Regions from separate parts of the Homo sapiens genome. Here region 2 is linked to region 1. A link is a loop called in an ENCODE intact Hi-C map of the cell type or tissue named here. Cell type or tissue: K562. All regions are shown on one strand. Links, peaks and the distances in the headings refer to the core of each region. The heading gives the core; the rest is flanking DNA.

Region 1 (2,800 bases), core at 124-2,623:
ACATATATGGGCTGGGTGCAGGGGCTCATTCCTGTAATCTCAACACTTTGGGAGACTGAGGTGGGAGGATCACTTGAGGCCAGGAATTTGAAACCAGTCCGGGCAACATAGTGAGAGCCCCATCTCTACAAAAAATACAAACAAATAAACAAGCAAAAAATCCCCCAAAACTAGCCAGGTGCTCAGGAGGCTAAGGTGAGAGGATTGTTCGAGCCCAGGAGGTTGAGGCTGTAATAAGCTATGATTGTGCCGCTGCACTGCAGCCTGGGCCACAGACGGAGACCTTGTCTCTTAAACAAATTAGTTTAAAAAAATTTTTTTAAGTGTATATGTGGCTTACAGTATATTTCTAGTGGGCAGGGCTCCCCAGATAACAATAGCCCCTCAGCCCTGTCCAGTGTTTTGTATAATCTCTTTTAAAAACTCTGAGACCAGTGGGGTAGGGGCCACCTGCCTCTATTTTACAGACAGGGAAGGTGAGACTCTATGAGGTCAGATGACTTGGTCAAGGTCATATAGCCAGGAAGGGGTGGAGGCCCAGGTTTTCCTGACTCTAGATCTGAGACAATCCAGAGAGATGTCCCTGCTTCCCCATGGGCATTGACCCACACTGGATCACTCACTACACCCAGCCCCTCCTGCAGCCACTGCCCCCTTCCCACACTCCAGGAATCTTCCACTAGAAACAGCCCCCTGACAAATCCCATTAAGACAAATGCCTCTTGGGCCTCTGTTGAAGCCGAAGTCTGATTTGAGTTAGACTCTGGCCTACGATTCCCCGTCAAAGCTGCTGCCTTCACCCTGCAACTAAAGCCATGGCTCCTTTGTACCTGCTGCCACTCACATACATCAGGGTAGAAGAAGCAATGGCCACTGCTCCCTGGGACATGCCCATTTCTCTCCCACCCATACTCCTCCACCTGGGTTCCGCCTTATCTAGCTACTCCTTGAAGATGGGCATATTCAGTGATTCTAGGGGACTGTTTCTTTAATTTCCCCCCCGTCTGTCCCTGGAACGTGATAAAAATACCCAGCATTGATCTTTTTTTCTTCCCTTTCTGCCAGGATAATGTTTACCCAGGTGTCAATCAGGAGAAGAATTTGGCTTCCTAATTTCTCTTCTCCTCCCTGGGGGCCGCACATCTCCCTGCCTCGCATGGACACTGAGCTGGAATCAAGGTTACTAATAATCCCCCAGCACACACAGACACCGAAAGCACATATATTAAAGTCACATATTGATTTATATTTTCGGGTCCCTCTGCCTTTCTGCCCAGCCTCAGCCTTTCTCTTTGCCAAGGAGAAAAAAGAATTACACAGCCATATTTTTCGCCAAGATGTTTAGTGTAAAGAGCATTGTGTCTGAAGGTAATTCCCGCTCTCCCACCCTCTTTGCGGGTATTTTAAAAAAATAGTGTGGCATTGCCTATCCATATGCATTTATCTTTTTGCTGTTCGTTGTTTCAATTTTCCCTGAGGGTACCAAAGAGAGATTTAAGGTAGACTGTCAGAAGGTCTTCCTGGCTTGACAAATGGTGGGCTGCCATCTCCAAAGAGGCTGGTTGTTTCGCCAGCAGAGATAATCCTATTGCAGGTAGGGGTGGAGTGGGTAAGAGTGAGTGTAGAAGGCAGGGCAATGGATTCAGCAGCCTCTAGAGGTCACCCCAGGCTGGGTGTGGTGACTCATGCCTGCAATCCCAGCATTTTGGGAGGTCGAGGCGGGAGCATCACTTGAGGCCAGGAGTTTGAAACCAGCCTGGGCAACATGGTAAGACCCTGTCTCTAAAAAAAAAAAAAAAAGAAAAAAATTAGCCACGCATGGTGGTGCACATCTGTAATCCTAGCTATTCGGGAGAGTCACCTGGGCCTAGAAGTTCAAGGTTACAGTGAGCTATGATGGCTCTGCTGCACTCTCATTTGGGCTAGAGTGAAACCCTGTCTCTAAAAAAATTAAAAAAATAATAAAAGGCCGGGCACAGTGGCTCACACCTGTAATCCCAGCATTTTGGGAGGTCAAGGCGGGCAGATCACGAGGTCAGGAGATCAAGACTATCTTGGCCAACATGGTGAAACCCCGTTTCTACTAAAATACAAAAAATTAGCCGGGCGTGGTGGCGCACACCTGTAGTCCCAGCTATTCTGGAGGCTGAGGCAGGGGAATCGCTTGAACCCAGGAGGCAGAGGTTGCAGTGAGCCGAGATCGCACCACTGCACTCCAGCCTGGTGACAGGGCAAGACTCTGCCTCAAAATAAATACATAAATAAATAAATAATAATAAAAGAGATTACCCACCAGTTCAAATAGCACCTCATAATTACTGGCTGTGGTCCCATTTCACAGATGGGAAAATCAAGGAGTGAGTTTGCTTCCCATTGGCAGGGAACTGAGGCTCTGGATTCCATATCAACCTTGCCTTTCCACCTGGATTCAGGATTTGATGGGAAAATAACTTTCCTCCAGGTGGGGCTGACTCTTGCACTGAGACCCTGGGGGCGGGACAGCTGGGGGGTAGTGCTGGCAGAGGAGGAGCCTCATTCTTTAAAAAGGGCTCTCAAAGCACTAAGCCTGAGGCTCACAGTCTTCCCCTAACCTCTCCTCCCACCCAGAGGCCCTGTCACTCTGGCAGAGCAGACAGTTAAAAATGCCAGGCTAGGCATTTGACTCCAGTTCCCTCAGGGGCTCTTGGGATGGGAGCAGTGTTGAGCATGGGAAAGGAGACTCCCACACAAACTTGGCCCCATCTTCTTCATGCTGGTTGTGAGTTTCCTCCCCTCTCCCATACTTCATTTGCTCCTCACA
Region 2 (2,800 bases), core at 225-2,724, 110 kb after region 1:
GATTTTTGAGTCAGAGGACAATAGAGGAGGTGGGAACTGGGTAAACGGAGAGTCCATGGCCTTTGGAGGTGGGGCACAGCCCGGAGTGAATGAGGGCCCAGAGTTTCCAGAGAACCGAATATAGATCTGTGTGTGAAGCCTCCAGATATTCTAATGTTGACAACGAAATCAAATTGAAAAAAAATAAAAATCAATAACCCCTGTGTGGGCCAAAAGAAGTAAGACAGAGGGCCTCTCTTCCTCCCTTTATTTCGACAAGCCCCTAATACTGGGTTTGGCTTTGTGACCCCAAGGCCCTGGCTTGCCCAATTGCAAATTCTGACCTAAGGAATTGAGTCTATATCTCTGGACCATCTCCTCTCACCCTCTCTTGGACCCTTTTGTAGGATCCTTCTCCCTTCTCTTCCTCCTATCTGAGTCCTTGAAGGACCAGTTCAGATATCACCTCCTCCAGGAACCCTTCCTTGATTTGTCCTCAAGTGGACATTCTCCCTCTCTGACCACTAACAGCACTTTTTGCTTTAATTAAAATAAAACACAAAACCCACCTATATACTTTAATAAATCTGAGGGCGGAATGAGGTCTTATCTCCTCACCACAGTGCTCATCCCAGAGCCAGGATACCAGCTAGTGTTGACTGAAGGGGCAGACAGGTAGACGGACAGATGGGGGGACTAAGTGAATTCTATCCCCAGCTCTGCCCCATCTGTCCAGAGTTCAGGACAGAGGCCTCGCAGGGCAGAGGCCTCGCAGGTCAGGGTTTCTCAACCTTAGCTGTGCATCGGAATTACCCAGGGGAGGCTGCAGACACCACAGCCCAGGGCATCTCACCCAGCTGGTGTGGGATGGGGCCTGGGCATCTGTATTTTTAAAACCCACTTTGACCATGACTGAAAATCAGGGTCTCAGGGGCAAGAGGAGAAATCCACCTCCTTAAGAGGCCATGACCCCTTGGGGCCAGCCTGTGGCCCTAACAGCTCCAGAGGGTCCCTCAGGGTCTAGACTGTGGCCCTCTGAGTGAATGCCCACTCGGTACCCCCTGGTCAGGAAGGGGAAAGTGGAACCCTCCTCTTTCCAGACAAAGAGCTGGGTGTACACGGCACGTGCCAGGCCGAGGGGCTCACCAGACCCCCCCCCCAACCAGGTCCAGGTAGCCTCTAAATGGTCCCATCCTGAGCAATGACACGGTGAGGGCAGAGGGGAGCCTGCAGCGCCACTACACTTAGGCACATCCTCCTACACCCCCTTGGCCATGGGAAGGGGGACTGCTCATTGCCATGACAACCAGGCTCTGCAGCTGGGGCTGCCTCCCCTACCTAGGCCAGCCCTCTGATGCCAAGCCCATGGGTGTGGGGGAGATGAGTGACTAAGGCCGGAAATGGGGGTGAGTCACCGGGGCCTGCTCTGTCCAGAGCCTTCTGCAAACAGGCCATCAACACAGGCAGCCTGAACGCCTGACTGGGCCCCCACTTGGGCAGGCTCCCAATGGAGGGGGCCCCTACTTCTGGCCCCTTACCCTCAGCTCCCCAGGAACCTGTTGGGGGAAGGGGTGACATTCCAGGCTGCCCCGCAAACTGGCACTGCCCCCCAAACACACACCCAGTGGAAAAGCCAAACAGAAGGAGGGTGCAGTCCCAGGCGGGGCCAGGTGCTGAGTCCCTGGTTGGGTGCTTCTGTGTCCCCACTGCTCGTGCTTCTGAACCCTGGGGCAGTGAGAGGACTGGGGTGTCCAGCAGGAAGGGCAGGGCCAACAGAGGTAAGGAGGCAAGGTCAGAGGGAGGGCTCAGGGCCAGGGCAGCGATGCTGCGAGGACCGTGGCTCTCCATCCAGCCACCCAGTAGACATTTATAGGTCCTGCCAGGCCCAAGCCCACAGATGTCGCCTTGACCTTGTTCCTACCTGCTCTGAGCAGGTGCACAAGCCGCCCACCTCCTACTGTTCCTGTGGGGTTTGTATCTACTTGAACCATCTCTGCCTTGATCCTGTAGCTGCCGGGCCAGTGACTGAGTGGGTGGAGACAATCACAAAATAATAGCAGTGAAAATGAGGGCAAACGAAAGCCAAAAGGTGGAAACAACCCGAGTGCTCATCAACAGATGAGCCTGTAATCCCAGCACTTTGGGAGGCCAAGGCAGGCGGGTCATTTGAGGTCAGGAGTTCAAGACCAGCCTGACCAATATGGTGAAACCCTGTCTCTACAAAAAATAAAAAACATTAGCTGGGCATGGTGGCTCACACCTGTAATCCCAGTACTTTGGAAGGCCGAAGCAGGCAGATCATTTGAGGTCAGGAGTTCAAGACCAGCCTGACCAACATGGTGAAACCCTGTTTCTGTTTAAAATATAAAACATCAGCCGGGCATGGTGGCTCACACCTGCAATCCCAGCACTTTGGGAGGCTGAGGCATGTGGATCATTTGAGGCAAGGAGTTCGAGACCAGCCTAACCAACATGGTGAAACCCTGTCTCTACTAAAAACATAAAACATTAGCTGGGCATGGTGGCTCACACCTGTAATCCCAGCACTTTGGGAGGCCGAGGCAGGCAGATCATTTGAGGTCAGGAGTTCGAGACCAGCCTGACCAACATGGTGAAACCCCGTCTCTACTAAAAATAGAAAACAGCCGAGCATGGTGGCCCACGCCTGTAATCTCAGCTACTAGGGAGGCTAAGGCAGGAGAATGCTTGAACCCGGAAGGCAGAGGTTGCAGCGAGCTGAGATTGTGCCACTATACTCCAGCCTGGGAGACATGGCGAGACTCCGTCTCAAAAAACAAAACAAAACAAAACAAACAAAAAA

What was found. Peaks named below come from ENCODE experiments on the same cell type or tissue, not always from the same donor. Only the 100,000 strongest peaks of a DNase experiment are listed, where the experiment ranks them.
Region 2: it touches region 1 in a loop (2.5-fold over the local background); 13 of 110 quality-filtered maps call a loop at or near these places.

The regions. Positions count from the first base shown.
Region 1 is chr17:45,015,377-45,018,176 of GRCh38, forward strand. No RefSeq gene overlaps it. Among named protein-coding and RNA genes, the nearest start is that of DCAKD, 35 kb to the right of the region's middle. In K562, for the core only: a CTCF peak has its summit at 1,652 (motif pointing right); a DNase peak (open chromatin) is centred at 1,619.
Region 2 is chr17:45,122,828-45,125,627 of GRCh38, forward strand. The region is part of intron 1 of PLCD3 (phospholipase C delta 3); the gene reads right to left. Among named protein-coding and RNA genes, the nearest start is that of PLCD3, 8.3 kb to the right of the region's middle. In K562, for the core only: no CTCF peak of the experiment used is centred there; DNase peaks (open chromatin) are centred at 1,354, 1,718 and 1,953.